Linked DNA regions of Homo sapiens: region 2 is linked to region 1. Evidence: chromatin loops called from intact Hi-C (ENCODE). Cell type or tissue: Caco-2. All regions are shown on one strand. Each heading gives the region's core, and the rest is flanking DNA. Links, peaks and the distances in the headings are about the cores only. Region 1 has its middle 300 kb from the start of LINC02223. Region 2 has its middle 460 kb from the start of LINC02100.

Evidence for each region. Hi-C counts contacts between places; a loop is a spot of excess contacts. Peaks named below come from ENCODE experiments on the same cell type or tissue, not always from the same donor. Only the 100,000 strongest peaks of a DNase experiment are listed, where the experiment ranks them.
Region 2: a loop joins it to region 1, with 3 times the contacts of the local background. A loop is called at or near these places in 6 of 110 quality-filtered maps.

The regions. Positions count from the first base shown.
Region 1 is chr5:18,099,247-18,115,913 of GRCh38, reverse strand. No RefSeq gene overlaps it. Among named protein-coding and RNA genes, the nearest start is that of LINC02223, 300 kb to the right of the region's middle. In Caco-2, for the core only: no CTCF peak of the experiment used is centred there; no DNase peak of the experiment used is centred there.
Region 2 is chr5:18,273,843-18,290,509 of GRCh38, reverse strand. No RefSeq gene overlaps it. Among named protein-coding and RNA genes, the nearest start is that of LINC02100, 460 kb to the left of the region's middle. In Caco-2, for the core only: a CTCF peak has its summit at 8,377 (motif pointing right); no DNase peak of the experiment used is centred there.

The sequences.
Region 1 (16,667 bases), core at 4,793-12,792:
TACAAACTGCCACCCAGGTCAAAATAGACTCCCTGCAATGTTTTAGTAGTGGGGTGACTGTGTGATCTACCATCTAAACCCAAACATTTTAGGAAGTGAAATGAGGAGCTATTAGCCCATGACAACAGGAGTGAAACATGACAGTCCCATGCACACAGAGATGTATGATCATGCCATCTGTTTAACCACTATAAAGGATAAAATCAATCTGAGTGTCCGCCATCAGGTCCGTCAATTCACCGAAGTCCTTTCTACTCCCTTCTGCTCATCTTTTTGTTACCGACCTGATCCGTGTTTTATACAAAGGAAGAACACAGACATAAAATCATTCCCTTCATAAGTAAAGGCTGGAAAAAGTCTGTGTGTGTGCATGTGAGTGTGTGTTTAATCTATTCATACTTTGATTCTCCCATACAGTTGACAATCTTTCCTCTGTGTCTCATCACAAAGATTCTCATTTCTTCTTCCCTCAGACTCCAACTCAAAATCTTTTGTTTGTTCCCAAAGAAGCAGAATTCCAACTGACCTTGCAATCAATGCAGTTAATATGATTTCTATTACTTTTTATTGGGTATAATAAAATATAGGGATATTTGAAGTCCACATGAATAATTTGCATTTTGTTTGGTAGGCACTGGGAATCTTAAATATTATTTGACCTAGAAAACAATGTGCTTATAAAATATAGTACTTGGAAACATTATTCTACAAGAGATTTGAAGAACAGAGTTAAAGAGAAAGAGATTGAAGTCCAGAACACAGTCAGTGGGGTATTTCTGTACTATAGGTACTCTAAGTAATAGAGCATGTTTCATATGGCACTTAGAGACTAGATGAGAAGCAATAAAACCTCTCAGAAGCATTGAAAAACATACCTGAGGCTGATGAATAAGAACCACAGACCAATACACATCTTAACACTTTGCCAAATTCCTACCATCTGATCTATATTGCGTTTTTAATGTGATCTATTAAAATGCCAGGTTTAATGTATGTATTCTCCACGAAACAAATGAAGTACTATTAGCAAATCAGCCAGTTTAGAACATTCATGCACACAGAGCTGCTAAGGTTGCTACATTAACAAAACCTGTGTCCTGTTTTGGAGTACTAAATGAACATTAGCATAAAACCACAAACAAGAGAATAAGGATGAGAATAACAAATTTTGAAAATCAGAATGAATTGTTCTTTCAGGGGTTTGACAGATTATTTTTTAAAGAAGGAGGAGATAAGAGCTGGTTTGTTGTTTGTGCAATGCTGAGATGAATTACCCAAGACCTTATATAAACCGAAAGCTTGTATTGACCTGTTGAAATGGGAAAGCTTGTAACCATGGCAACAGAGGACAAGTAAAATAGGATTTTGCTGCAGTTATAAATAAGGTAGAGAAACCAGTAGACTTTTCCTCCCTCCATCTGTAATAAAGACAACACAGAAAATGAAAACCACCATTTTTCTGTCTACGGTTTTTCCGGTTATAAAATGCACGTCATGTTTTGGATGAAAATCTCCATAGAGGCAGACTGATCTACAAGGTGCGGGGGAAGGGAAGTTAGGGGGTGGTGATTGAGGGAATGAAGAAGAGTGAGTAAAATCTAGATCTGAGGCAATGGCAGTGTTTAAATAATTTATTCTTTCTTAGGAGCACGCTATAGATAGCTGCAGTTCAGAGTTGCACATTGCAGAATTTCTAAATATACAGATCCAAGGTGAAGGAGAAAAAATCATCACATCCTTTCAAATTGTTATGCTATATCTTTCTTTTAGCTAGAGTAAAAAAAAAAAAGACATCAAGTGCAGCATATATTTAACTGTATCTATTCTTACTATGTTTTAAAATCTGTGATAAATGGAAAGTGATACATAAGGCTTCATGATATAAACCTATGCAGGTTAAATGGCAACTATGATTAATTCTGTTGATTTTTTTAATTCAAAATTTTCATCAAATGTCTTTCAAAAATCGAAACCGTTTTCACCCAACACTTGGTGGCACTGCTGCTTCATAAGGCAAGACTGCAAAAGATTTCCAAATCATGTGTTTCAGGGCTTTGGAAAAAACCTTGTCTCCCCTTCTGCAGTGCAACAATTTGGGTATAATGCCTTGAATATGCTACACAAGGCATCTGCTGTGGCTACTGAAAAAGAATCTGTTACAAGCCCTAATTTTTCTCTTTTTTGAGACGGAGTCTAGCTCTGTCGCCCAGGCTGGAGCGCAGTGGCGCAATCTCAGCAAGCTCCGCCTCCCGGGTTCACGCCATTCTCCTGATTCAGCCTCCCGAGTAGCTGGGACTACAGGTGCCCACCACCACGTCCGGCTAATTTTTCTGTATTTTTAGTAGAGACGGGATTTCACCATGTTAGCCAGGATGGTCTCGATCTCCTGACCTCATGATCTGCCTGCCTCGGCCTCCCAAAGTGCTGGGATTACAAGCGTGAGACACTGCGCCCGGCCACAAATCCTATTTTATTCTTACAGTAGGTTCATAGGGATGAAAAAATGAAGGCGAGGCACTTTTACAGAATCGTTATTAGGTTGATGATCTAGGGTCAACACTGGGTAATGAAACTCTCTGAGATGATGAAAATAGTTTACACTTTTGCTGTTTAATATGCAGACACTACATGTGGCTATCGATCTTGAAATGTAGCTAGTGCAATGGAGAAACTGCAAATTTATTATTTTTTAATTTCAATTAATCTTAACTTAAATTTCAAGAGTCGCAAGCGGCTAAGTCTATTCCCTTGGACCACATAACCTGTGCTGTGCACTGTGTAAGGATCTAAACTGTTGGCTGAAGATGGTTAAGCAGGAAAGAATAGAAAAGATAAAAAATGTGATGACACCACCCTGTTTCCCTATCATTTGGGAAAATATAATGAAATAAAATTAACTAATCGCTCATGTAATAAAATCAGTTCACCAAGCCTTTCCATTGTCACCTGAGAAGAAGTGGGGTGGTTTTCTTTATAGTAATATATAAACGGATAAATTTTTCAGTCTAAAAGTTGCTCCTACTCTGTATATTTTTTTCACCTGCATAAAACTGAAGGGAAAAAAACACATTTTATATGAGTAAATTTGTATGGTGTATGCCTAAGGGATAGTCCTATGGAATTCCATCTTCAATTACCTAGCTAAATGCCAGCGAGGTTTTCCAAATTCATTCTCTTATCCCATTGAATGCCGAACAATTTGAAGACATAGATGTTATACAGCGAGTTGCACAATAAAGTAAATGATTAAAAGATACAGTCTTGTGTCTCCAGAAATAAGAGCATATTGGAAAGGAGAATGACAATGGGATGTGGCCAGTTTTTCTGTGCCCTCGACCATCCTTAATTCTAACACTGATTTCTCCCTTTACTTCCTATGGAGCTTATTCAAATTTTATTAAATTTGATTCTGTCTCTCTTACTAGGAGTTGGGCTCTCAGAGGAAAGAGACTGATTTTTTTTTCTTTTATTTTCTTTCTTTCTTTTTTTTTTTTTTTTTTTTTTTTTGTTACTTCTGGCCCTTAACTGTATACTTCAACTTTTTTTCGATTAGCAGAGAAGGTGAAGGGATTAGGAGAATTGAGATGTCATAAATGGGAATTCCTCTATTATAAAAGTCATGTGTCAATAACGACCTCATAATAGTGACAATGCACTCACTCCACTGACAGCTATGGATGTGTAGGAATTACTGCCAGCGTCTTGCAAGAAATCCATTCTAGGTTCTAAATATCAGCAGCTGCATTGCTGTGATAAGAAATACTGTGGCACATCAAGAGTGACTGTACAGGTAGCTTTATTTTTAAAAATTGTACTCTGCAGCTCTATTACTTGCATTTATATAAAAAAAAACTTTTTGAAACGATATTGTGTTTTTCACTCATCTGCTTCCTGTTTCCTTCTGGTGGTCAAAATCTGTACTCAATTCCTACGGACCATATGCCAAGACTACTCTCCCACTTCTATCACAGAAAAATTTTTTTCTTTTTTCTCATCCACTTCCCTATAAATAATTACTTCTGTTGATAACCCACTTATGTTTCAAAATGGGTACAGATTGGACTTGATGATTACTTCACATTTTCACGATTATTTCTCACATTTTCATTAATAGTTTCATTGATCATTTTTTTATCCTTTCCCCAATCATATATATACGAGAAACACTGAATTTTAGAACTTATGAGGATTTAGAGAGCCACTGTTTAAACTTTTTTTTTTTTTTGAGACAGAGTCTCGCTGTGTCACCCAGGCTGGAGTGCAGTGGCGCGATCTCGGCTCACTGCAAGCTCCGCCTCCCGGGTTCACGCCATTCTCCTGCCTCAGTCTCCCGAGTAGCTGGGACTACAGGCGCCCGCCACCACGCCCGGCTCATTTTTTGTATTTTTAGTAGAGACGGGGTTTCACCGTGTTAGCCAGGATGGTCTCGATCTCCTGACCTCGTGATCCGCCCGCCTCGGCCTCCCATAGTGCTGGGATTACAGGCGTGAGCCACCACGCCCGGCCCTGGGTTAACTACTTCCTAAGCAGGAATCAATCAGCCTCCTGAAAATTAAAAAAAAAAAAAAAGTTTTATTTATGTGAGAATATTGATCAGTCAGGGTCCAGTTGACTAAAACCACACCAGCTAGTTGAATGGAGGGAATTCATCTGAGGAATCATTACCTAAAAATAAAACGTAAAAGGAAAATGCTATATAGCACTGTATTATGGAAGAAGCAAGTACAGGAAATAACCACAACCTCTAGTGCTCAGAAGAAAAAGAAACAATGGCATAAACTTAGAAACTTAAGGGAGGGTCTCACAGACAGGAAGTCCAGGGAGGCAGATAGAAAGAAACAACTTTCTTCATTTTTCTCCAGCCCTGCAGCCTCCCTCTCATACCTTTTATTGGCAAAGCCAAACAGGAAGACAGTTGGCAAAGCAGAATGCAGTGGTCTGAGTTCCAGCTCCACAATGGCCAAGCACAATAGAGAAGGTTGGGCTTTAAGCTGACAGACAATGGCTTAATAATTCCCACAGAGTTTCTACATTTTTATAGGGAGACCATCCATAGCTTTAGTTTCTCAAAGGAATGTGTGACCCTGACATGATTAAGAATCACTGGATAGCAGAAAAAATAAAAAGAACCTCATGCTAGCAAGCTGGGGTCCTTCCCACTACTTTCCACTGTTTCTTCCATTCCTTGGTTAGTTACACTCCTACTAACAAGAAGGTATCTTAATGTAAATTTCAAACATCATCATCCTCAGAACACATTAGGTGGAGGATGTGGTAACCAAAAATAAGAAACAAGAAAAAGCTTTATTCACAAACTATGTCCACAAGGAAATCTATACAATTTCCAAAACCAAACCATTATTTTTATTATAATAAAGTCTACAACTTCATCTTTTGTAGTCAAGCATTATTCTTCAGTTTTAAAAAACATATTAAAATTTATTGGACCTACAGATGATTTAACATGGCTTGGCATATTGAAATACATTTTAAATTAGTAATTTAAAAATCATCCGATTTTTTTCCTGCCTGTTAATACTTATAAATATTCCTTTGGAATGCTTCTTGTTACTCATGCATATATAGTCAACTTGGGTATGTTGTAAAGAGAAAATTTGAGGAAAGAGTCTAGGTTAGGAGTGTTCAAAGTTTTCATCATGATCATTATATTAATATCCAAGATGGTTTAGCAACCTTGAACTTAATATTCAAAAAGAGTTCAATAAATGATGTGTAATAAATTCATACTTGACATTCAAATGGGACCAATATAGTATGAGTGTTAAACAAACCTTTCTAGAAATAGAGATGCTCAGTAAGTTGGATGTGCTGTTATGTTTTGGAATCGGCCCATCGTAGGCAGATGCTGAGAGTTCTGGGAATAGGGTTGCCATTAAGGAGAGAGCTGGCAATAGTTAGAAAGTCTATTTGGTCTCAAGTAAATGGATGCTTTGTCATAGCTTGTCTCTAGTCCCAAGGTAGGAATTGCAGAAGAAAGATAAACTCAAGCAGAAGTGCTGTCACATTGACCAAAATAACTAAAAGGAGATTAAAGCAAAAGTACACTCGGCTCCTACTTAGTCATCCAGGGCACTGGATATGGATTTTGCCATAGCAAGATTACTATCCACTGCTGGTGAGAAAGGGGCTTCTAATTCATCATTAGACCTGGTTTACAATTTAGATTGAGCTGCAGGTAGCATTAAACAGAATTGAAGAAGGGACCAATGGTCATAACATGAGATCCATGGAAAAATAACAGCTAGAATGGTAGATAGATCCAAATATAAAATGCAGCATCTTATTAAATGAAATGAGAAGTAAAACACTCTAGTGATGAGAATTAGAGTACTGCTGAGTTTGTTGCACAAGGTAAACTCTGAAACATTCCTTCACCTCAAAGGCAGAATAATTCCACGTGGATACCATTTTATATGTTCTTCATATTATAGATACAAAGCACATGCACTACACATGTGAGTTTGCCATGGCAATCTCAATCCCAAGATTATGAAGAGGCCCAGGGAAGGGCATAGGCTTCCTTCATCTTGGAATCCTCATTACCTGGCACCAAGCCTGGCACACAGGAGGCATCCATACAGTAGGGTGAGTTTGTTGAATTTCAATGTGTTTTCAAAACAGATTCAATTCAATCAAACAAGTAAAAATGTCCACTTAATCCTGTTAAATTCTCATTACTCTGAGACAACAGATCCAACTTATCAAATGCTATATTTTAAGATCTAAAAGGACCTGAAAATCATCTATTTTACCAGTTCTTGAAATTCCAAATTCTGTCTTCACCCATATGCATGTATACATACAGATACAAAGTAAATATATATATAAACACATATTTACATTTACAGACATATATATTTGCGTTTAATTTGCATTTCTGGTGAATTATTTTTCTTAAATTTTCATTTGTTTTATTCGTTTGTTCAACAGATAAGCCTTGTTGTTCAACAGATAAGCCTTGTGCTCAAATTCATGTTTAAGAAGGCATATAAGGTTCAAAAAGAGGCAATAATTTTCATTAGGATTTTAGGAAATATCATAATGGCAGCAGTTAGTAGAGGCTATTTTATTGCATTCTCAACCCAGAATACGGTACATCTCTTTAAACTCTGTACCCATTTGTGGATGCTGTTGACAGCACTATTCCTGAGGATTCAATAAATAGATAAAAACATACCAATAAAAATGTTACTTTAAAAGTAAAATACCAAATACATTGAGAACAAAAATAAAAATATAAGTAAATAATAGTTACAGATTTAACATTTAAGTTTTTTTAAAAAAATTAATTTTGTAAAGGAATTAGAAATTTAAAGTTCAAATTGATAATTCTTATTGAAAATGCTATTCCCAACAAGCCACATTATGAGCCACTGTTTGGACAACAAATATTCATTCATACAGAAAATATTATCTATCAAACAACTCACTCAATTCTAAGGATAAAGTGGTAAGCAAGACAGGCAGGGTCCCTGTACTCACTGAATTTACCTTTTAATGGGGAAAATACGTAACAAATAAATCAGCTTTACATGAATTAAGTTCTGAAAATTATAAGGAAATAAACAGAGTGCTATAATACCAAACATAAGCTTATATAATTTTAGGCTCAGGGATCAGCAAAATAATCTAAGATAGGAAATAATTTGAGTATTTGGGAAGCCTGGGTGTGTTGGAAGCTTAGAGGAAAACATGAGAGATGCTATGAAATGGGGATGGAATGAGCTCAGAGCCTGGTGGGTACTGGAATGGGCTTCGGACTTCATTCTAAAGGGAAACAAATAGAAACTTCTAAGCAGGAGCATGATATAATGTGATGGATGTTTAAAAATAGGATCGTAGACATTTTTTGGAGACTAGATTATAGGAGGACAAGGATAAAACTAAGGAGACCCCACAGAAGTCTACCTCAGAAGTCTGGGTAAAAAGTAATTTGGCTTTCAATAATGTTCTGGCAGTGGAGATAGAAATAATTAGTGAAACTGAGATTAGCCAGGCGATAGTGGCACACGCCTGTAATTCCAGCTACTTGGGAGGCTGAGGCAGGAGAATCACTTGAACCCGGGAGGCAGAGGTTGCACTGAGCCGAGATCACGCCACTGCACTCCAGCCTGGGCGACAGAGTGAGAGCCTGTCCCTGCCCCCCTGCCCCCCAAATAACACCTAAGAAATGGTTAATTTAGAATCGAGTTATGAAAAAAATGAGTAATTAAGGATAGTTTCTGATTATTAACAGGAGCTGGGTGAGATGGTGAATACAGTGAGACATATAGGTTTAAATGTTGGTAAGATAAGGTAGAGATATTATGTAAGAAGTAGGACATAAAAAATCAGGGGTGTCAAAGTCTGGAATGAGACAAACACAATGTTTAAGTACATAGAAGATTGGGCAAGAGGATAGGTATAAAAAGGATGCTATCCTAAACCCGGCCCTAGTGATTCCAAGACCTAGAAAGCAAGTCATGCAAGATACTCCATCACGGGAATTTGAGAAGAGAGAAGGTCATTGAATTGTAGTTAAAACAAGAATCTGTGGTGTTAGAGAATCCTGAGGAATAGAAGGTTTTAAGAAAAATAAAGGTTGAGATGAGGGGTGAATAGTAACATCATATGAGGACTAAGTAGTCTCATTGGAATTGGAACCATTGGGATCAAATGACCTTTACAAGAACAGATTTGGCAGGGCTATGAGGAGAGGCTGAACCTTGTGTGTTGAAGAATGGACATGAAATGGAAATGCGGCGAAAGGAGGGTAAGCTGCTTTCTGGAGGATATTTTTGGTGTACAGAAAGTAAAATTGTGCAGGAGACGGAGAGGAGTGCAGTGTGGGGAAAGGGACACCAACTCAGTGTCCAACACAAAGCTCCCTAGTGAGGACATTGCGTGTAGCTCACTTTCCAATCCCAGGCTATAGTTTTCAATATTTGTTCATATTGTTCTTTACAGGACCCCAAATATTGTGCCAGGTACTTTTCTGCTTCTCTGCTTCCTTTACTCTTCTGGTAAAGGCTTATTCTGGCTCTGCATCTTAAAATACTGTTCTATCTCCTAACCGCCTGTACTACTCCCAAACTCAACTCTCATCTCCTGTGCACCGTGAAGGTTTCCCTGGGATTCCAATAGGTCATGAACTGATTGGAATAATCAATAAACTCTGAACCATTCACTGCTTGCACCTCCTGGAAGTTAAGGTCTCAGAGAGAGAAAGAACTGTGCTCACAATTCCAGGAATGTCCAAATTCTACACTGCCCAAAACTTCTGTCTTTGTTTTTCTCCTTTAGTTGAGAGAGAAAGAAGATTGAGATATTTATTTATTATACTCAAGGAAAATTGTATAAAAGATCAAAATACTGTATTATATCTCATTTCAGGGCCTCAAAGAAACTTTGTAAGAGAATATTCTTTAAGCTCAAGAATAAACAGGGCCTCCTCTTCCCCTAAATTGAGACTACCTTACTCAGGATTTTCTGAGGTACATGGAGGGAGAGAGAGAGAGAGAGAAAGGGAGAGAAAGAAAAAGAGAGACACACAGAGAGAACATGAAAAAGAGAGAGTGAACCAGCTTTACTTAGAGAAACCTGACTTTTTTTTTTTTTATCACCCAGAAGAGGTGGAAAATAGAACAAGAGACATTTCCTAGGTATCTTTATGACATGGGACCAGAAAATGTGAGATGGAATTTGCAGCCAAAAATACAAGTAGGAGAATAGAGTTTATGTGCTTTGGAGCTCAGATTTTGATTACTTCTACTAGTAATCTCTGCCAAATCCATTTCTCCATCTCTAACCAAGAATATTAGCAAGTTTTCCTCTCATCAAATGGCCAACCCAAGGTGGGTCTGCAGTGAAAGAAGAAACCAACCCCTACCTCCACTCCTCTTTCTTGGCCACATCCTCAGTCTGCACCAACAGTCCTTATGGCAGTTGATGTTTAATGTGCTTTAATGTTCAATGTGTTTCTCTTTTCCTAAATACGATATAAACTTATCATAAGCAAAAAAAATACTAGGTTCCTGCCTGTATAAGTACTTTTGTGTGTGTATTTTTATTTCTTTAGGGCTCTGTAAAGTGAACATCAGTGCAATCCATCAACATATTCAAAAGACACAAATTATTACATGCTTGAAAACAAGAAATAGTTTCCAGTATAGTACTGGATGACTTTATGCTAGACTTAGTTTAAAGATCATACCTCTAGATTACATATCTCTTAGTCACAGGTCATACCTCTAGACTGCAATTATTTCCCTGGAACTACTTGAGGAGCAAGTTTTTTAGCATCCTCTATTTCCATGAGCTAGTAACTCAGGCAGCGTACCTATGTGCATGGATTGAGGAATGAATAGAAATGCTCCCTCAAGTAGGTTGGATCTCCTGAGGTAAATTTTATATATATATAAAGGTGAGCTGTTCTAATATCTTTTATCCACAGTGTTCATCATCTCTTTCTGAGTAGATAAATTTATCTACATGAATTAAGATTGGATAATTAAGAACTATGATTATAGCATATTGACCAATTGAACACCCTAAAAATAAAATTTAGAAAAGCATTTTCCAAATTGTAATTTCTACAGTTATTAGGTGGTCCATTAAGAAAATGAAAAGGCTACACATAAAAAAAAAGCCACCCATGTTAACAGACTTACAATGTACATTAGTATAGCACATGATCTAAGAAGAAATCTGTTAGAAATATTGACTTAGGGAAATCTCTTGGCCAGGTGCCATGGCTCACACCTGTAATCTCAGCACTCTGGGAGGCTGAGAAGGGAGGACCGCTTGAGCCCAGGAGTTTGAGACTAGCCTGGGAAACACGGAGACCCTGTCTCTATAGATAATTTAAGAAAATAGCTAGGCATGCTGGTACACACCTGTGGTCCCAGCTACTCTGGAGCCTGGGTGGTCAAGGCTGCAGTGAGCTGAGATTGCACTACTGTACTCCAGACTGGGTGACAGAATAAGACCTTGTCTTAAAAAGAAAAAGGAAAAAAAGGGGGGGGAAATCCCACTGATATTTAGATAGGGTCTTCTTGTCATTTCTAACTTTTGTTTCTTTGTCAATACTGTTCTCTTCATCTGGTCCAACTTCTCTCCTTCTCTGTGTTTCTCAGGAGGAGACAGTCTATATCAGTGGCTTAACACCATATTCCTCTGCCAGAGAGGGTGACTCTCCAGGACAGCTGTCCTCCCTGTGGCATTCCACAGCAGCAACCCCCACACACTCACCTACTTCTGCCTCGTTGCTTGGCCATCTGACCATCAGACCTCCATTTTTGTCATGGCATTGGAGGAAGAAAACATAGAAAATTGCTTTGGAATTTTCAACTGCCTTATCTTGAAAGAGACACATACATCTCTTCTTCTCACTTTTTCTGGAAAGAATTAGTCCTGTGGCCCTGCCTAGCTTCAAGGAGACTGAAGTTTTCCTCCTTTGTCCAGGAAAAGAAAGTGAACCAGATATTGGTGAGGATTAGAAATGTCTACCGTAATCTACAAATCTTGTCTGTGTTTCCATGATTAAGCTACCAATATACACAACTAATTTATTCCAGAAGCATTCCTTGTCACGAATGAGTTTTGAGCTAGTCCTAGAAATGATTATATCATTTCTGCTCTGACTGGGTATAAAACTCTCAGCATGCACAATCCTATTCATTTTAGTTGCTGCCTTAAGTACAAGTCTCTCCATTCATCTACCATCACTACTAAAGTTATCCTATTTTTGTTACATCACTACCAATGTTATCCTATGTCATAGTTACCCCCAGATCAAAGCAAGTCTTCCACTTTTTAGGACCAGGTGAAATTGTAGCTTGGTCTGAAGTCAGATGCCCTGATTTTGAATCCTGACATCAATATTTACTAGATATGTAACCATGGGAAAATTACTCAACATTTCCATGCTATGAGTTCCTCATTTATAAAATTGAGACAATTTAGCATCACCTTGGGAAGTGACTATTAGAATTAAATAAGAAAATATATGTAAATATTAACGATATTAGGAAGGGTGTTATATTTTAAGCCTTAAGATAGTTCTTCCATCTTCATATGTTAACTGAAAACTGGTTCTCACTCTATGAAGCTTGGATTTTTGTTTTTGTTTCTTCCATGTCCCTTTATACCACAAGGACAAAAAGTTTGTAGAGTGCTCTTGCTCTTGGTTACATCATCTAAACAATATTTTCCTCCTCTTCTTCCTCTAAAGAAGAAAAAGTCTTGAAAAAGCCATATGCTTTCAAGCACACTACTCTTCTCTAATCTTTCTGTTTACCAACGTCTTTGTCACTTTCCTTACATTAAAGACGTTAACTTGTGACTCCTAATACTTCCTGGGTGACTCTTTGTCATGTACCTCTTCTCAGTCCTGTACCTCTGGATGTCAAATGACTTTTACTTTCATTCAGCCTCAAATTCTGTTCCCATATTTATACCATAGAGATTTATATGCTCCCCAAAATGCCTTAACTTGGAATATTTCATTCCTCTACTGTCACCTCTGATTTTTCTGATTCACATTTTTATGTATCTACATATTAGCAATGCTTTCACTTTACCAAGACACCCAATCCATTAATCATATTACTTTTTAATAAATATCAATAGCCTCATTCCATCTTCATGTTTCTTCTTGCCCAGGTTATATTTCATGCTCAAATATTACAATTGTGCCCTTGAAAAATACTTAAATCCCTTATCTCCCTTTTCTCCTTTATACCCAAGTAAAAAACAATCCTAGATGAGACCAAATATCCTCCTTTTTCGTTGCTACATGAAAGCATCTACACATTTCTAAAGGAAATCATACAACTGACTGAGCAGTTTCACTTGAAATCTTTGATGAAAAACATCACAAGGACTTCAATATTTCTTGGAAATAGTTTGTTGGCTTTTTAAACTATTCTTGTTTTCCTATTCTCCTTTAAAATGATGCATCTACCACTACCACCCCCTACAGGCACATTCAGTTAATAACCTTATCTAGTCCCAATCCCCCCAATTACAATAGTATGTGTCCCTTCTCTGAAGTTTGGTCAATCAGCCCTCTTGCACTCTAGGTCCCACTTTGTATAACTTTCTCAAGGATTTCCCTCTTTCAGTTATCTCTTTTCTGATCTACATTGTTAATGCTCTTTTCTGGATTATTCCTATTGAAGCACAAATGTGCTCTACTATTCTATAAAGTCCTTCTATTCTAAAAATTCCTCCATGACCCCATCTCTTCCCTCCACTACCTTTTGCATTTCAAAACTGGTCTGAATGAAAGAGTTGTCTATACACAAAATCCCCAGTTTTTTACTTCCCATTTAGTCTTAGATTTCAATCTGATTCTCACTCACACTCTTACAAGAAAATCAAAAATATGCAAGAACTCCAGACAACTCTATGACTGGCATGCTGCATGTCATTTGGAATTCTTTTTTTTAGTTTTCATTTCCCTTTACTTTGCAGTAGCCTTTGACTCTGTTGATCTTCTGAGCCTGAAACTTTCTCCTTTCTTGGCTTTCAAGGTGACACAGTCTCCTAGTTTCCCTTCTACCTCATTTTCCCTTTCCTAGTATTCTTTATTTGCTCCTCATTCTTGATTCAACATCTAAACTTTAGAATTCCTCAGCATTTAGTCTTATGTCTTATCATTTCTCTCAAATGCTCTTCTCTGTGACCCAATTTATTCACATGGCAAAGCTATAATTTATATATTTTTAAGTTTTATTTCATTCTTAACTGACATAATAATTATATTTATTTATGGGGTACAGTGTGATTTTTTTTATACATATATACATTGTATAATTATATCAGGGTAATTAGCATATCCATCACCTTAAACACTTATAATTTCTTTGTAGTGAAAACATTCAAAAATTATCCCTTGTAGACATTTTGAAGTTTACAATATTTAATTGTTGGCTATAGTCACCTGACTGTGCAACAGATGAATGAATTTTTAAAATGTAGTATGTGTACACAATGCAATACCATTTAGCCATAAATAAACTGAAATTTTGTCACTTTCAACAACATGGATGAAGCTAGAGGACATTGTCTTAAGTTAAATAAGCAAGGCACAGAAGTACAAGTACTGCATGATGTCAGGTAAATGTAGAATCTAAAAATGTTGACCATTGACCTCATAGAAGTAGACAGAAGAATGCTGGTTACTAGAGGTTGGGAGAGTACAGGGTACAGAAGATCAGGAAAGGTTGATCAATAGGTACAAAGTTACAGGTAGATAAGAGAAATAAGTTCTGGTGTTCCATTTATGTTTTTGACTCCTTATTGTAATATACCCAGCCTAGCCATTTCAATATTTAGATTAATATGCCCAACAGCCCTTTTGCCATCTCTACTGAACTGTCTTATAGATATTTTAATCTTATTACGTTCAACACAGAGTTTTAATTTCCCCACCAAATCCTGAGAATATCCCATTTTTCCCACCTGAGTTGTACTATGTGACTATCCAGAGAGATCCTCAAGTCAGAAGCCTTAGAGCCTTCTTGTTTTTCTCCTTCCCTTACTCCAACATCTCATCTATCAGCAAGCCTGATATTTCCTGAATCTCCCTGCATTTCCCTAGATTCACTGTCACTTTCCCAGCTCAAAATTTCATCTCTTCCCAGCCCGGCAATAACGTTATTAGTATTCATTGTTTCACTCTCACACCTCTTCTAATCTATTTTCTTCCCAGTATCAGAATGGTGTTTTCAGTGTATATCAGATCTTGTTGCTCTAATATTAAAAAGCCTTTTTTTAACTTATTAGTCCTCATAGGATAAAATGCAAGCTTCCTTATGTTCTACCAGGCCCTGCTTAAACAGGGCCAGTTTATATACCAGTCTATCTGGTACAATTATTAGCCTGGCTCATTTCACTCCTGGTGCATTGACCTTATATCAGCTCCATATCAACAATCAATTCCTTCTCAAGTCAGGATCTCTGCTAAAATCTAATTCTCACTCTTCCCTCAGGTCTCAGTTTAGATGCCATCTCCTTAGAGGGGAAAAGGCAAAAGAATTGGCATATGTTGCTAAAAATTTATGCAGTGATCTTGTTGCAATGATCAGTTTCTTGACCTCAATAGAAAACAAATTGCTCAGTTAAGATTCATCTTATTTTTGGCATATTCATCAACTCTGTACCTTAAAATTCAATGCCTCAACTATGCTCCCTGATGGAAACTCTAAGAAAACCTTGACCTGGACATCTTTTTGTAATATAATAATTGAAAACCCCATTACCAACATGAGCACTGGCAGAATCAAGATATAACACAATTCTAGGTGAATTCACATAATGAAAATCTAGAGCATCATCTAACTAAAGGCATAGAATTTTCAGACATCTCAGAGTATATCTCAAAATATACACATATTTTAAATAGTTATTTGGAATATCAGTGAAAAGAGTGGGAAAAAATATGTAACCAATAAGCCTCAGCTAACTCAAAGTAGACAAAAATCTGCCTCAACATTTGGATCTTCAGAATCAAGGAAAAGGAATCTTCTTTTATATACACTAAACCAAAAGACATTATTTGGGAAGTAAATCAAAAGCTACCTTCTTGAACAAGATTTCAAGTCTGGGGAAGTATTTGCAAGGTGAGAGAACATTCTTGTCAGTATAAAGCATAATTTCGACATATCAGATTAGAAATAAAATGAGAGACCCAGAGTGAGGAAGAGTGTTAATTTGAGTGAGGCTTTATTCCATCTTTTAATTTCTGATGATTAATCTCTAAAGTAGTGCAGATAATGTGAGCAATGCATGCTACAGAAGGGAAGCAGTGTTTATGATTTAAACATTGGATTTTGTGGTAAAGGAAGAGAATAGGAAAGAGTGATTTAGTAATTTTGACAGGCATGCCAATAATGATTCTGTGGCATGAAAAGGGATGAGAGTGGAGGGAGAAATTGATGATGTAATAGAAACACCAGAGAAGCTCTCATTCCTGTGTTTCTGGCAAGAGAAACAGAGTCAAATTTATTCTAATATTTTAGAGAATCTGTTCAGGAAAAACAGGAGGATATGAAACTTGACAGTCTTATTGCTCACTACATAACAAAGCAGTTTCCCGAATAGCACAGAAATGTTACGTGATTGGACAGGAAAAGTAATGTCATTATTAAAATGATTGCTAAGGCACCAGAAAGGTTAAATCTAATTATGAAATTACCAGGTTCCACCCACTAACCTCTGTTCATCCTGAGTTAGCTTCAGTATGAGTCTACATTTTTATAATCTCAAAAGTGTGGCATGAGGTTTATTTCTGAAGTGATAGCATTGCATATAAAATTTCATTAATACCAAATACTTCAGATGACATAGTGTGACAAAAGTCTTGGATAGTCAAGAGAATGGCTGAGTGAAGGAGAGAAACGACAGCTGAATACAAATGAACTCAGCAAGAGGTATCTAAAATTTCAATATGAAAGAAGGCAACATAGAGAAGCTAGAAATCAGAATAAAGACATTTTGCTACTGTTTCATAATAAACAATGATAACCAGCTGCTGTTTACAACACGCATGATTCTATGAAAAACAGTCATTTTTTCATCACCTCTGGCATTTATTTTAACCCCTGCTGTGGTGGTGTGATATATGGAGGCACATCAAGTCTTATTTTTTCTGTGATTTTGAG
Region 2 (16,667 bases), core at 5,079-13,078, 170 kb before region 1:
AGAATATCCCATGGAAAATAGGATTCCCTAATATTTACAACCCAGAGAATTTAGGTGAACTGAAGTTATACATATATTCCTGAAGATGGCACAGGTTGAAACCACATATGATATACAAAGACAGTTATCGGTACATTCCTGTCCCCAGTCCATCCAGATGCCAATAAGCCCACATCTACTCATCTTGTTTTATGTTTGAAAAACTACAACCAAAATATGGAGCTCTAACAGGGCCATATCCACAAAGATACCTAGAAGGAATTTATGTTGTGTTTCTTTGTTGTACGTTTTTGAGAACTTATTCTGCTAAAGGACCTAACAACCACTTCAGAAAATAAAACACTGAGTAATATACAACTGTAGCACTTGTGTTTACTACCTAATAACTTTGGTAGGACATGACAACCATACACAAAATATATGCTATAAGGAAGAGTGTGATTAATACATGATTGCATAGAACCATATAAAATTGCCAACATTCAAGTGTTTTGGACCTCCAGAAATGGGAATTTGACTTTCAAGGTGATACAAGTTGAACACATTCTGCAACGTTTTCATTCCTATAAAATCGGTTGCAACGACAGTGAATTCTAAAACCACCTACATATGGTTACTTCTCCATATGTTCATGGAGAAACAAACTAGTAAACAAGAAGTGAAATGTGCATGCGATAGAAAATACAGAATAAGGAAACAAAAGCTCAGAATTAAGAGCCGGGTATAGCCACTAAGAGTGAGCACAGCAGCTCAATGGAGAGGAGACAGATGTGGGGAAATAGGACAGACCCCCAGGTCAGACAAGTGACTGATAGCTTCAGCCCTTGGTCCAGGCAGAAGCAGCAAGGAATCTGCTTGCACCAGGATAAAACCTGTGTTGGACATACAGGACGGTGTGTCCCTGATGTGTGGTAAACGATGGAAATATCAAGATCACTCACATCCAGAAAAATAGCTACTAAGGTATTTCATTTGTGGTATATTCTCACACTAACCTATCTCAGCTGAATACGTTGAGAGCAAAATGGACTCCCTACATTTCCATGGGCTGATACACAAGAGGTAGCAGAGACAATTTCACCAGCACTCTCAACTACAAAGACATGGGTGTGTGATCAAGAATCGACAGATAATTACGCAAAGATAAAATGGTAAATAGGGTCAAAAAGCTCAATGAGCAGGAGAACCCATATCTCTAAAAAATTCAATAGAACAAACAAAATAGGACATTGAGTTAAGAATAATTAATATCTTTAGGAAGGTAAGTGAGGATTTCACATTTATGAAATAAGATCAGTCTGCCAACTAAAAATAATGTAGGTATTCTATATCAACATTTATATATACACATGCATTCCTGATAACTTTTTGAAGCTTAAGGGATGGTACAAATAAGTGGATAAAAATAAAGAAAAAATTACCACCTGGAAGATCATGCTGAGTAGTTTTCCCAGGATACAAAACTATCAATAATATGAAACTGATAGAGAAGAAAAAGTAAAAAGAAAAAAATGAGTGAGATAAAACATGCTCAGACGTTCTGGCAACTTTATCCTTGCAAAATTAACGAAGAGAAAGAGCAACGGATTGACATTAAAAAAATAATAATAGGTAAGAATTATGAAGAACTAATACCTGAGTATTTAGATTGAAACATCTGCTAAGGGCCAGGTAAGATATGAAAATAAAAACAACTAGAGCCTTGACAGATACTCAAGGATGAAGAAAAGGGGGAGGAAAAGGAAACCTAGGAGCTTCCAAGGGGAGGAAAAAAGTCCCCGCAATGACGCAAAAGCTAGACCGACAAAGGTCTCCTTTTCAGTAATACTGTATAGAAAAGACAACAGTGGAATATCTTCGAACACTTGAGTTTAAAACATGTGTTTGAAAAATCTTATCCAGAATTTTATACCTAGTCAATTTTGGACAATTCAAGTCTGGCAAAAAAGAAGCTATCCGGAAAGAAGCTATAAAAATCATAAACCTGTACATCCAAAACATAACAATCTCAAAACATGCAAAATAGAAAGAAATAAAATTAGAATGAAACACTGAAAAATGAACAATCATTGCGAATGTTTTTACATATAGCTCTAGGAGAAGACAATTAAGTATAAGACTATGCAGAATTTAATAAATATAGTTTAAAAAGCATTATATATGTATTAAAATTCTCAAAGGAAATATTCACAGAAAGATTATGTAATTGGTCAAAAAGAAAATTTTAATATATCCCTCAAAATGACACATTTAAGTCATGTTCACTGACCACAGTGACATGAATTTAGAAATGGAGTTAGAAAAATAACAAAAAAGCCATATAGTTCAGAATTTCAAAAATACACTTCTAAATCACTCCTGACTTAAAGATTCACTAAAAATGGAAATTTACAAGTTATCTAGAAGAGATAATATGAAATTATTATATTTATCAAAATTTCTAGATAAAAAACAGGAACATTTATAGCTTTTAATTTAATAAAATGGAAAAAAGAAAGTATGATGAATACAGCATAATTAATAGATATGTAAAAATAGGCCAGCCGTGGTGGCTCATGCCTGTAATCCCAGCACTTTGGCAGGCTGAGGTGGGTGGATCACTTGAGGTCAGGAGTCGGAGACCAGCCAGGCCAATATGGTGAAACCCCGTCTCTACTAAAAACTCAAAAATTAGCCAGGGGTGGTGGCAGGCACCTGTACTCCCAGCTACTTGGGAGGCTGAGGCAGGAGAATCACCTGAACCCAGGAGGCAGAGGTTGCAGTGAACCGAGATCAAACCACTGTACTCCAGCCTGAGCGATGGAGTGAGACTCCATCTCAAAAAGAAGAGAGTAAAAATATATTTAAAATATGGAAAAATAAAATAAATACATTAACAAAATAAAGTTTGTCCAAAAAAACCAGTATGTGGGGTAGACCTTTGAATACAATCAAGAACAACTGAGAGAAGTAAAAAAATAACATCTTGAGTAAAAAATAAAACATAATGACAAATAAAAATATTTCAAATAAAAACCAGATAATGCAATATAGAAATGTTTGAAAATATAGATGAAATGACTAAAAATGAACATACAAACTTCTAAATTTGGAATGACAATACACACACACAAACACACACACACACACACACACACACACAAACCCTGGTTAAAAAAATAGTGATAAAATAGCAACCCTAAAATAGTAGGAGGTAATAATATTTTTAAATTTTATTTTGAAATAATTTAAGCTTTTGGAAAAATTGCAAAACCAATACATAAAATTCTCATATGCCCTTCATCTGGCTCCCCCTAATGTTAACATCTTGCCTAACATAATAACATAATTAAAGCTAAATAATTAACATGGATAAAACAACATTAACTACACCAAATACTTTATTTGGATTTCCCCAGTTTTTCCACTTTGTTGCTTCGAGGATCCAAAAAAAAAAAAAAAAAAAATTACACGTTGCATTTAGTTGTCATGTTTTCTTAATCTTCTCCAATTTGTGACAGTGCTTCTGTCTGTCCTTTTATTTCATGACCTTGACACTTCTGAAAAGTTCCAGTACGCTATTTTGTAGAATGTCTCTCAATTTGGGTTATCATATTTTTTCAAGCCTCAATTGAGGCTAAGCATTTTTGGCAAGAATGTCACAGAAATAATTTGCTCTTCTCAGTGCATCTGTCAGGGAATATGTGATGCTGATATTGATGGCGTTAACCTTGACCGCTTGGTTAAGGTGTCTGCTGGGTTTCTCTACTGGAAATTACTAATTTTATCTCTCTAATTAGTAAATACCCTGATTTTTTTTTTTTTTTTTTTTTTTTTAGTGATTTTGCTTATTCATTTTACTATTCCTTGGTAGAACTTGCCTGCAAGAATTTCATCTTTTGTTAATGGCAATTTTCCATTTTCTACGTTTCTATATTTATCAATGGAAGTTTTTCTGTAAGGAAGAGCTGTCCTTTCTTCCTCATTTATGTAAATATTTACTTTGATTAGTATGAACTTGTGGATGCTCATTTTATTCTGTGGATTTTATCCGATATTATTGATTTTGTTGTTTACATTGTTCCAGCTTTGGCCATTAGGAGCTTTTCTCAGGTTGGCTCTTGTACCCTTTCAACATTCCCCTTCCTTACTTTCCAGAACAACATTTTATTCCAGGTTCATCTTGTATTTAACCCACCCCAGCCCTGGAGTTAACCAATCCTCCAAGCAACTCTGGTTGTTTTCACTGAAGAATTATATTTAGAAACCAAGATCTGAGCTCTAGGTATGCATATTTCTAGTGGAGTGTCATTGTATCTAGAGCTCAGCAGACACAGCAAGGAGACATATGTGTCCATATCAACCAATGCAGACACGGAACTGTCTATCCACCTATTGTGTAGGGAGTTGGTTCTTGATGGTAGGTTCGTGGTCTCACTGACTTCAAAAATGAAGCCGCAGACCTTCACTGTGAGTGTTACAGCTCTTAAAGATGGCACAGACCCAAAGAGTGAGCCGTACCAAGGTTTATTGTGAAGAGCAAAAGGACAAAGCTTCCACAGCCTGGAAGGGGACCTGAGCTAGTTGCCGCTGCTGGCTGGGGTGGCCAGCGTTTATTCCCTTATTGTCCCCTCCCATGTTCCGTTTCTGTCCTATCAGACTGGCCTTTTTTCAATCCTCCCCACGATTGGCTACTTTTAGAATCCCGCTGATTGGTGCATTTTGCAGAGCACTGATTGGTGCATTTTACAGAGTACTGATTGATGCGTTTTACAATCCTCTTGTAAGACAGGAAGAGTTCCCCAATTCCCCACTCGGCCCAGGAAGTCCAGCTGGCCTCACCTCTCACTATCATCTCTCTCTCCATCTATCCATCCATCTACCTTTAAAAAACATGATGCTTATAATGATACCTCTTTTAATGAAACATCTGCTTCTATTCCTAAATGACAAGATCCATTCATTCTAGCCTCTCTCCTTTTCTTATTTGTGCCTCTTCTAACAGTGAGAAAATGGCTCTCATTGAACACAATATATTCACTTAATTGTCCATTCTTATTATACACAAAAAGTAGTTTCAGAATTGCTGACTCATATTGCTGAAAAAAACAGATTTATTAACTTGAGTATAGATTTTGTGTCAGTATTTTTTTTCCTTCAGCCTTAGAGTATCCCATCCAAATAGAGATTTCCAAAGTTACTTGATTTATTTTCTTCCTGATATGATTTGGCTGTGTGCCCACCCAAATCTCATCTTGAATTCCCATGTGTTGTGGGAGAAATCCTGTGGGAGGTAATTGCATCACTGGGACAGGTCTTTCCCATGCTGTTCTCGTGATAGTGAATAAGTCTCATGAGATCTGATGGTTTCAAAAAGAGGAGTTCCCCTAGAAAAGTTCTCTCTTCTCTTGCCTGCCACCATGTGAGACGTACCTTTCACCTTCCACCATGATTGTGAGGCCTCCCCAGCCACGTGGGACAGTAAGTCCATTAAACCTCCTTCTTTTGTAAATTTCCCAGTTGTGGGTGTGTCTTTTATCAGCAGTGTGAAAACGGACTAATACACTTCCCCACCCTCAATGTGTCTATGTTTCCTTCTTTTTTTTTTTCTTTGAGACGGAGTTTCACTCTTGTTGCCCAGGCTGGAGTAAAATGGTGCAATCTCGGCTCACTGCAACCTCCGCCTCCCAGCTTCAAGAGATTCTCCTGCCTCAGCCTCCTGAGTAGCTAGGATTACTCCTGCCCAGGCTGGAGTAAAATGGTGCAATCTCGGCTCACTGCAACCTCCGCCTCCCAGCTTCAAGAGATTCTCCTGCCTCAGCCTCCTGAGTAGCTAGGATTACAGGTGCCCACCACCACGCCCTGCTAATTTTTTATATTTTTAGTAGAGACAGGGTTTCACCACGGCTAGGCTGGTCTCAAACTCCTGACTTCAGATGATCCACCCACCTCAGCCTCCCCAGGTGCTGGGATTACAGGTGTGAGCCACTGCCACTGGCTTATGTTTCTTTATATGTCATATTCTTGTATTCTAGTTAGCATTTCTCCCAAATTCTGGTTAATTATTTAAAATTTACTTACAGTAAACAATTCACTCTGTGTGGTATTGTATTGTTTTTGACAAATGTATAGAATTGCATCTGCCATCAGAGTTGTACTACAAAACAATTCTATCACCACAAATATTTTCTTCTACTGCTCAGTTTTAATCAAGCTCTCCTTCCACCCAGAGAAACCAGTGATCTTTTTTCTATACCTATATTTTTGCCTTTTCTGTAAGGTTATACACACACACACACTCATGTATGTAAAACATATAAAATTTGAACAAGTACTATGTAACTCTTGAATCTGCTTCTTTCATATAGCAAAATGAATTTAAGATTAATCTTCTGAGGAGTCAATAATTCTCTTCATAACTGAATAGCATTTTATTGTATAGATGTTTATTGTATAAATACAATACAATGTTTATACAATAAATATCTATAGTTTATTTATCCATATACCAAACATTCGGCATCTTTGTCATACACAATTTTTGATGACTATGAATATTGCTGCTATAAACGTGTGCAGGACTTTTTGTGTGAATATAAGTTTTTATTTTACTTTGGTAAACATTAAGTGATTTCTAGGCCATATGACAAGGGTATTTTTAACTTTATGATAAATTACTATATTGTTTTCCATAATGGTGAGTCATTATGCATTGCCAGCAAGAGTATATGAGAGGTGCTTTGCACCCTAACCATCACTTCCTATTTTCAGTATTTTTTTTGTTTATTTGTTTGTTTTTCGAGACGGAGTTTCGCTCTGTCGTCTAGACTGGAGTGCAGTGGCACAATCTCGGCTCACTGCAAACTCCGCCTCCCCAGATTCAAGCGATTCTCCTGCTTCAGTCTCCCGAGTACCTGGGATTATAGATGCCCGCCACCACACCCAGCTAATTTTTGTATTTTTAGTAGAGATGAGGTTTTGCCATGTTGGCCAGGCTAGTCTTGAACTCCTGACCTCAGATGATCCACCCACCTTGGCCTCCCAAAGTGCTGGGATTACAGGTGTGAGCCACCGCGCCTGGCCTGTCAGTATGTTTTAATCAAACATTCTATTCTATTGAGTGAGTCTTGGACCATCACTGTGATTTTAATTTGTACTTACCCAAATGATTGTGAGCATTTCTTCTTTCTTTCTTTTTTTTTTTTTGAGACGGAGTTTCACTAGGTCGTCAGGCCGGAGTGCAATGGCGGATCTCGGCTCACTGTAACCTCCGCCTCCTGGGTTCAAGAAATTCTCCTGCCTCAGCCTCTTGAGTAGCTGGGACTATAGGCACGCGCCACCATGCCCAGCTAATTTTTGTATTTTTAATAGAGACGGGGTTTCACCATGTTGGCCAGGATGGTCTCAGTCTCTTGACCTCGTGATCCGCCCGCCTCAGCCTCCCAAAGTGCTGGGATTACAGGCATGAACCACCGCGTTCGGCCTTGAGCATTTCTTATATGCATATTTGGCATCAGTATACTTTATTTACTGAAATGCTTGTTTAAATAGTTTGTTCATTTTTTAATCGGGATTTTTAAATTATTGTTATGTTTTGGGTGTTCTTTTTTTCTGATAAAGGTCCTTTGTGAGAAAGGCAATTTCAAAATCTAAATCTGTCCATGGCTTGTTTTTTATTCTCTTAACAATATTTTTTATATAGCAAAGGTATTAATTTTCATGTACATCCATATCCATGCTGTTTTTATCTAAGAGAAAGGTGAGTAACGTCTAAAATATCTCATCTAAAGTTCCTAGTTACTGACTTTCAAAGAAAAAATACCCAGAAAAAGACCACTGACTTTTTTTGAGTTGGTGAAAAGAAGCACTTTGTGTAGAAAGATAACTGAAAACATACACATTATCTTTTCCGGAGGAAGTAACTAATGCTGGGAGGATACAACTAATGTTCATACAGACCATATCTACGGTGGGTTGGACTTTTAAGCAGAGGAGGTGACATTTTATTTAATCATGGAAGATATTTTATTCCCTTTGCATCCAAAAGTGACACAAGTCCAAGTCGATGTCCATGACTTCATAAGTAACCATTTTAACTTGGACAAAGAGAATGTAACACATGAGATAATTTAGGTATATTCATACTTTTGCAAATGGAATAAGAATGACTTTCTGCTGTCTTGTAACTTTTAGTTCCACTGCTACAAAGAGAAAGCTGAGCTGTACATTTAAAATTTAATAGCAACACGGCATTTCTCATGTTTTCAAAGAACATGAAAGATATTTCCATACTCTGAATACAAATCAAGATTGCCGACATTCTAAATTTTTGCAAGAAGACATCTGGTATTTGAAATGCATTTTTCCAAAATAGCCAGTAGATGGCATAAATACCCCTATATCCCACATGTGAATTAGCATTCATATCCATGGGAAGGATGCTGTAGCTCTCCAGACAGAAGGAGGAGGGAGAGAGTACACTGTCAGACATTGCTGAAAAAACTGCTATAGGTCTTGATTTGGAACTGGGCCTCAACATTTCTAAAGAGAAATGCCTGTTGATCTACTTGTTATTGGACACTTCAGAGCTTTTATAGGAATGGAATTAAAAGTTACTTGTATATGTATGTGTGTGTGCATATACGTATATGCGCATATATGTATATGTGCATACACATATATGTATGTGTGTATATGTATGCATATATATGCACACATACATATATACACATATTACTAGAAATTTGATTATTCTTAAATACACATAATTTAAACACACAGAAATAAAAATATGACATAGTCCCACTAAAATCATGGACATTATTTGCTGAACACCTGCAAATAACCACAGAACAAATATCTGACTTGAAGAACAAATCCCTGTTCGGCCCAAGGAGATATTCTGGATTCATAATGATTTCCTGCATAAGAAATGACAAACCAGAACACATAATTTTAGCCGGCCTCCTTTACTGTTGTTTCCCTTAATCATATAGCTCCATTGACTTCTCATTATCTAAATATCTGAATTTCTCAATATTTCTGTAGTTGTAGCTCTCTGTCATACCGTATAATCTTTTTAAAAAACGTTTATACTCAATTGATAATAGAGGCATGGTCCCTATGAAAGAACACTCTTTCCATGTGTAATAAAAATGCACACACACACACAAATCACAATCACAAACACAAACACAAACACAGAAAGAAATAGACCAGCCATTGGATCACTTCTGTATCATTTAGGGTGTCCTAGATAACAAAGATTTGAGCAAGAGGAGGTTTATTTTGTCTACGGTGAAAAGCCCAGACATTGACTCTTTGTGGATTGATTCAGTGCTTAATGATGTTGTCAAGACTGGTGTCCTTCCTATCTGCCTCTGTTCCATCCAACTTGTAAGCAACTCTCCTTGTGGTCACAGGTGGATGTAGTTTCTCCACATTCCGCCTGTCCATGCAGCTGACTTTCCGATTGTGTGTCCCCTCCCATTAATGAAGAAACATTTCTGATAAAGCCCTCAGGAGTTACCACTTTACATCTAGTTGTTCAAGCTTATGTAAGAGTATCTAAATCATCTCTGGCAAGGACTTTTGGCATGGGCATTACCAAGATTTGCTTAAACTAAATAATACTTCTCTCCTGGTTGTGGGATGGAGTTCTGCAGCACCTCATCTCATCACAGGTAGACAGAATCAGGGCACAGAAGAAGAGGAAGCAGCGTAGTTGGGTCAGAGACCACAGATGACAACTTTTTTATGTTCTGTTCTCCTACCACCGCTTTAATGAGTTCTTCCCTGACCATGCAAATGCATCCCATCCCGGTTCCCATCACACCTTCCATCATGCTTCTGCACATTTACTTACCTCTTTTACTCAAATAACATATTCTCTTTCAAGAATATTTTGTTTATTATATCTTTATCCCATTTCCTTTTAGAAAGTAAGCCCTTTCTGGAGCAAAAATACTGTCTGTCTGCTCATGACCATGTTCCCAGTACCTAGGAGCATTCTTCACACACACTAAAGGTAATTAAGAAATAATGGGACAGACATGGTGGCTCATGTCTGTAATCATAGCACTTAAGGAGGCCAAGGCAGGGGAATCTTTTGAAGCCAGGTGTTTGAGACCAGCCTAGGCAACATAGCAAGACCTCATTTCTGTGAAAAAAAGACAAAAACAAAAATCAACTGGGCATCATGGGGCATACCTGCTGCCCCAGCTACTCAGGAGGCCAGGGTGGGAGGATGGGCTTAAGTCTAGGATTTCAAAGTTGCAGTGAGTTATGATTGTGCCACTGTATGCCGGTCTGGGTGACAGAGTGAGACCTTGTCTGTAAAAAAATTTTTTTAATTAAATAAAAATTAGAAACTCATTCATTAAACACATACATACACCCATGTACACAAGCACACACACATGCAGAGAGAGAGAGGGCAGAAAGAATGAGAGAGAGAGAGAGAGAAACTGCTAATGAGGGAAAAATGTGGGCTTTTTCTAGCCCATGGCTTTCCCATTCAAGCACAGCTGATAAGATGCCCAAGAGAGCATTTATTAGTAATGGAAAATGGAGTAATCATAAATATTTGCAGAATAAATATAAGAAAAACTGGTGAACTTGTAAAAGAAACTATGACTATTAACATGTAATCTAATTTTAATTCTATAAATAAATTACATTATACGCTGAAGTAAAGGGGGATTTTCAGACTTCTTTTGAGCAATGTTTGAGGGTGGGAAATGCCCTGGAGGCCTGTATTAGGAAAGTGTTATTTCTCACTCATACAGGAAAAAAACAGTGGATTTTACAAATAATAAAGTTAAAGTGAACTGAAATATCAGGAAGAACAATTGTATATATGGCCCATTGGCTTTCTGCTGAAAAACATAACTAGGTAGTTTTCATTAGACACACCGAAGTTCAGTTAAAAAAAATCAAATGTTTTCATATTTTACATGATTTCTGTTTTACTAATACAAGAAACATTTTGTAAGCACAGTATGCAGAGGCAACAGAAAGGTGTTTTAAATGGTCTTTCATGATATTCTAGCCAATAATGAGAAATATGTGTTGCTTTTAAGGTGAATTGGGTGGATTGGTCATTCCTAGTTTAATGTTTAACTGTTTGATCAATGAAAACAGTGAAATAACCTGGAGAGGGGTTGCTTCTAGGATTTTGTCTCAGGCTATAATCTTGACTTTTTCTTCCTCAATATTTTAATAAAAGAAGATATAAAAATATTTATCATATTTAAGTTATATGTGATTTTTTTTACAGATAAAAATGATTATAAATAGAACTTCAGGATCTGGATAAATGAATAAAAATTTAATTAACCGAAAATAAGATTTAAGTAATAATCTTTATTCTAAAAATCAATTGCTTATGTGTAGGACTAGAGATGGTATGGGATGGCCTAGTACATGACGAACTGCCTTCTGCATTTCCTTAAATATTAAACTCATAGTAGTGAGGTGGCTAGAAAAAGAGAAGCCAATATGGTAAAACCCTATCTCTACCAAAAATACAAAAATCAGCCGGCTGTGGTGGTGGGCGCCTGTAGTGCCAGATACTTGGGAGGCTGAGGCAGGAGAATCGCTTGAACCTGGGAGATGGAGGTTGCAGTGAGCCAAGATCATGCCACTGCATTCCAGCCTGGGCTACAGAGCAAGACTCCATTTCAAAAAAAAAGAAAAGAGAAGCCATTGTGTATCCAATTATGAATAAAATCTATCTAAGAGTCAATGGTTTTTTCTATTCTGTTCAGGTCACAGTATATGGAATATTACAAAAAGAGCAAAGGTGTGCTAGATTACGTGACAGCCAAATAATTTTGTATAGAGCACAATTAATGTTTCTTTCACAGATGTTTCAGTTACACATCTGAAGGTGGTATTACACGTATATATCCCGGCCCACATGCTCTCTTTACAATATGAAATGCTCTCTCCCCCATCAAGGAATAGGATCTATGTTGCTTCCCACTGAAACTAAGTGAATCTTTGTAAATACCTTGACCAAGAGTTCAAGTGATGCTTTATAACTTCAGAGGCTACATCATAATATGTCTTCCATCTCTCTCTCTTTTTTTTTTTTTCTCTCTCTCTCTGGATATGTGCTTTGGGAATGTTAAACTGACACATAAGAAGAAACACTACCTTGAAGTCTTTCCGCTGGAGAGACCACCTGGGAAGCCTCCATAGAGATAAAGAAGATTTAGGGAGGTCCAGGGAGGTTCAGCTGGGTTATCCCCAGCTATTCAAGCCCTCCCAGGCCAGATATGTGATGGAAAATCTTACAAGATGATTCCACGCTAAACCATTTTCTGACTGCAGTTTCACAAGAGGCACTAAGCCAAATCTGCTCAGCCAAGCTTCTACCAAATTGATGTCTGATAGAAGAGAAGCAAACTGTGAGAGCTAATAGAGTAGGCAGAATAGTGTCTCCTCCAAAGGTATCTACATCCTCATTCCTGGAAGCTATGGCTATGTTAGGTTACAGAGCAAATGGAAATGAAGGCTGCAGATAGAATTAAGATTCCAGCTCCCCTTAACATGGGAAGATTATATGGATTATCTGAGTGAGTCCAATGTAGTCGCAAAGGCCCTTACAAGTGGAAAAGGGAAGTAGGCAAATAAAGATGTGACCACCCAAGAAAGACACAGTGTTGCTTACTTAGAAAATGGGAAAAGGGGCCACTAACCAAGGAATATAGTGACCTCTAGGAGCTGGAAAGGGCGAGGAAATGGATTCTGTCCAGAGCCTCCAGAAAGGAATGCAGCCTTTCTAATGTCTTAATATTAGCTCAATGAGACAAATGTCAGACTTCTACAGAATTGTAAGACAGATTGTAAATTTGTATTATTTAAGCCTCTAGGTTTGTGGTTATTTGTTACAGCAGCATTAACAACTAATACAGATTAAAATTATTATTTTTACTTTAAGGTATTACATTGCAGCTGGTTTGTTATACATCATTAGATAATAACTGGAACGGAAGAGCAGTTTTTGTCTGTCATTAGATAGTGAACTTTTTGAGCGGAGTCATATTTGTATCCTGTTGGCCTGGTGCTGAATTTAAAAGATATAATGCATATAATTAATGCTGAATGAATAAGTAAATATCAACAATGATCAAATTATTGTATTAGAGTTCTCCAGAGGGACAGAACTAATAAGATGTATATATACATGAAAGGGAGTTTATTGAAAAGAATTGGCTCACACGATCGCAAGGCGAAGTGCCATGATAGTCTGTCTGCAAGCTGAGGAAGAAAGCCAGTAGTGCCTCAGTCTGTGTCCAAAAGCTTCAAAAGCAGGGAAGCTGACAGTGCAGCCTTCAGGTTGTGGGCCCTGGCAACCACCGGTGTAAGTCTAATAGTCCAAAGGCCAAAGAACTTGGAGTCTAATGTCACAGGGCAAGAGTAACGGATGGAAGCACCCATCATGGGAGAAAGATGAAAGCCAGAAAATTCAGCAAGCCAGCTCATCCCACCTTCTTCCACCAGCTTTGTTCTAGCCCAGCTGGCAGCTGATTGAGAGAGGGCTTTCCTCCACCAGTCTACTGACTCAAATGTTAATCTCATCTGGCAATACCCTCACAGACACAACCAGAAACAATGCAAGCTGTCTAGGCATCCTTCAATCCAATCAAGTTGACACTTAATATTAGCCATCACAAGTCCACTCCTCATCTACTTGAACCCATACACATCTCTTGAAATTATACTTAATCTCCAAATAAAGACAATAATAAGGTCATAATTATGCCTAACATAATACAGCTATCCTTTGTACAACCAGAAGCACACTAATTCTTAACCTAAATGCTATTATATAAAGTTAACAACACTTAAATGCTGATATGAAAATAAATCTTATATCACATGATAAAGGAAGACGAAAAGAAATAAAATGAATATATTTTCTTAGTACAAGTATATACATGCACAAACGTATTCTTAACAAAATGAGGAGGAAATACTCATGACAATTACAGTCCTCGTTTCTGCAGCTGGTCATGTGGTCGTAGCTGGTATTGATAATTACCTTTTTTTACTACCCATTCTGTATTTCCATTGCCTTCAGCAAGCACCTCAGCAGGTTGTGATTTTTTTACATGGTGGAGTGACCTGAACCTTCACTCCTGAAGGGTCTGGGCCATTTGTAGTCCTGCCTGATTTGGGTTGTTGTAGTTTCCACTGACCTTAATCACAGGGCATGGTAATACTAAGAGATGTCCTAAGGGGTCTCCTGTATCCCACACATACTCTTCCTTAGCATGTATGTATTCCATACATACTACTTCATAATGGAGTAGTAGTCTGATTTCATCTTGATAGTTTGAGTCAATCACCCCATCTAGCACTGTCACTCCTTTCTTAGCCTGTTTACTTAGAGGCAGAAGGAGCTCAAAGTGGCCAGGTGACAATCTTAACTTTCAGTTTGATGAAATTATTGCTGTGTCTTCTGGTGGCAGCATTCCTCCCTCTAGAACTAAGACTTCTAGGCCAGCAGAACATAATGTTGTGTGAACAGAAAGCAAAAATGTTGCTAGTGGGTCACTAGGGGTGATGGCGAGTGGTGCCACGTCCACTTCCACCCTTGATTATTGGATCCATGTACCCTGGCTATGGGAGAAAGAGTACCATATATTGAACTCTAATTCAGAGCATACACAAGCTTCTGGAGAATTTTACCCTAGCCCTGCAAAGTATTGTCACCTCATTGGCATTGTAATTGTGACTATAAAAGGCCATTTCGTTATTCTATCAATCCAGCTGTTACAGGATGTTGGGGAACATGGTAAGACCAGTGAATTCCATGAGTATGAGCCCACTGCCGTACTTCTTTAGGTGAATCATGGCAGAGATTCCTAGGATTTTGGACTAAGGCTCTATCATCTTCTGCAGATAACTACTCTCCTTAAGAGAGACATTACAGGATCTTGGCCCATTACAGGATCTTGGTAGAAACTAAGTGTTTAACTACGGGTCACCAAGTTACCAAGTGACCTGAACTACCTACCATCAGCTGGGTGCTTTCTGACTCATCTACCCATAAAGTTGGACATATACAACAGCATTCCATCATCAAATGGAAGTGGTACATAAATTATCGGGATCAAGCAGGTCCTGAAGCCACAAATAAGTTACATGAAGAGTGGCTCAAATGCCCATGGTCCCCACTCCTGCCACCCTGACTTCTCTCTCCCATCCTGCACATGTGACCTCATATATAATTCCTTATAATCAGTTGATGGAGGAAGAGAAGACTGGGGCCTCGTTTACAGATGGTTCTGCATGATATGCAGGCACCACCCAAAAATGGACAGTTGCAGCACTACAGCCCCTTTCTAGACATCCCTGAGGGACAGTGGCGAAGGGAAATCTTCCCAATGGGCAGAACTTAGAGCAGTGCACCTGGTTGTGCCTTTTGCTTGGAAAAAAAATGGCCAGATTTGCGATTATATACTGTTTCATGGATGGTACAATGGTTTGTCATGGTCAAGGACTTGGTAGGATCTTGGTAGGCTTGCTCCTACCAGGTCCTTACAATGGCCAAGGACTTGGTAGGAACATGATTGAAAAATTGGTGACAAGAAAATTTGGAGAAGAGGTATGTGGATGGATTTCTATGAGTGGTCGAAAACCGTGAAGATATTTGTGTTTCACATGAATGCTCACCAAAGGATGACATAAGCAGAGGAGGATTTTAATAATCAAATGGATAGGATGACTCGCTTTATGTCCACCATTCAGCTTCTGTCCCCAGTGACTCCTGTCATTGCCCAATGGGCTCATGAATGATGGTGAAGGAACTTGAAATAATAGATTAGGCATGCTTGAGAAAACTAGGGTTGCTTGCTTATGAGGAAACAAGAACGAGGAGACCTTGATAGATATCATCAACTAGTTGAAGTTCTGTCGTATGGAGAGGATTCATGGATGTTTTGTACCAAGATGGATAAGATGAACAGATGTGGTAGCAAGACTGATTTTATTAGAAGATATAGAAAATGTACTTACAATCAAAGTTTCCTGAATTGGCGTTGAGAACCCTTAAGGTGTAGGCACACAATTTTTGCTGGAGATTTTCTAAGGCTTAAAAAAAAAAAAAAAAAGGTTTCCATAATCTTGTGTTTTACAGAAGTGCCCTTTTAAAACATAATATCAAATTCATTATTTCCATGTAAGTCCAAGTCTAAATACTGTTATTTTCTCTTGGGTAATATGGTATTTAGACTTAAGCCTACAGGGCAAATCTTATACTGCGATTAGTGGTTTTCAAAGTCTTTCAATAAATCACGCACATAGAAAAGAAACATTTTCTATGATCTTTCAGGTAAAACAAGGATATATATGGAGCTTAGTTTAAAAATTATTTTTTCTTTATAAGGAAAAATCAAATGTAAAAGATTAGAAAAGATATTAATGTTTTATTAGTATAAAATATCCAAATAAAGCCTCATCAAAATCTTGACAGAAATGTGAACCTGAATCTATGAACATAACTTTTGTTCAAAGCGTTACATTTGCAGCCGGTATATACAATTCCGAGGCAAGACTGACTAGAAATAGTGATTTCTTCAATTTCTGGATGGCATCAAAAAGAAATTATTCTGCATAAATAGGTAATAACATTTTTAAAATCTATCTTTTACTCTTTCAAAATTAACAATAGCTGA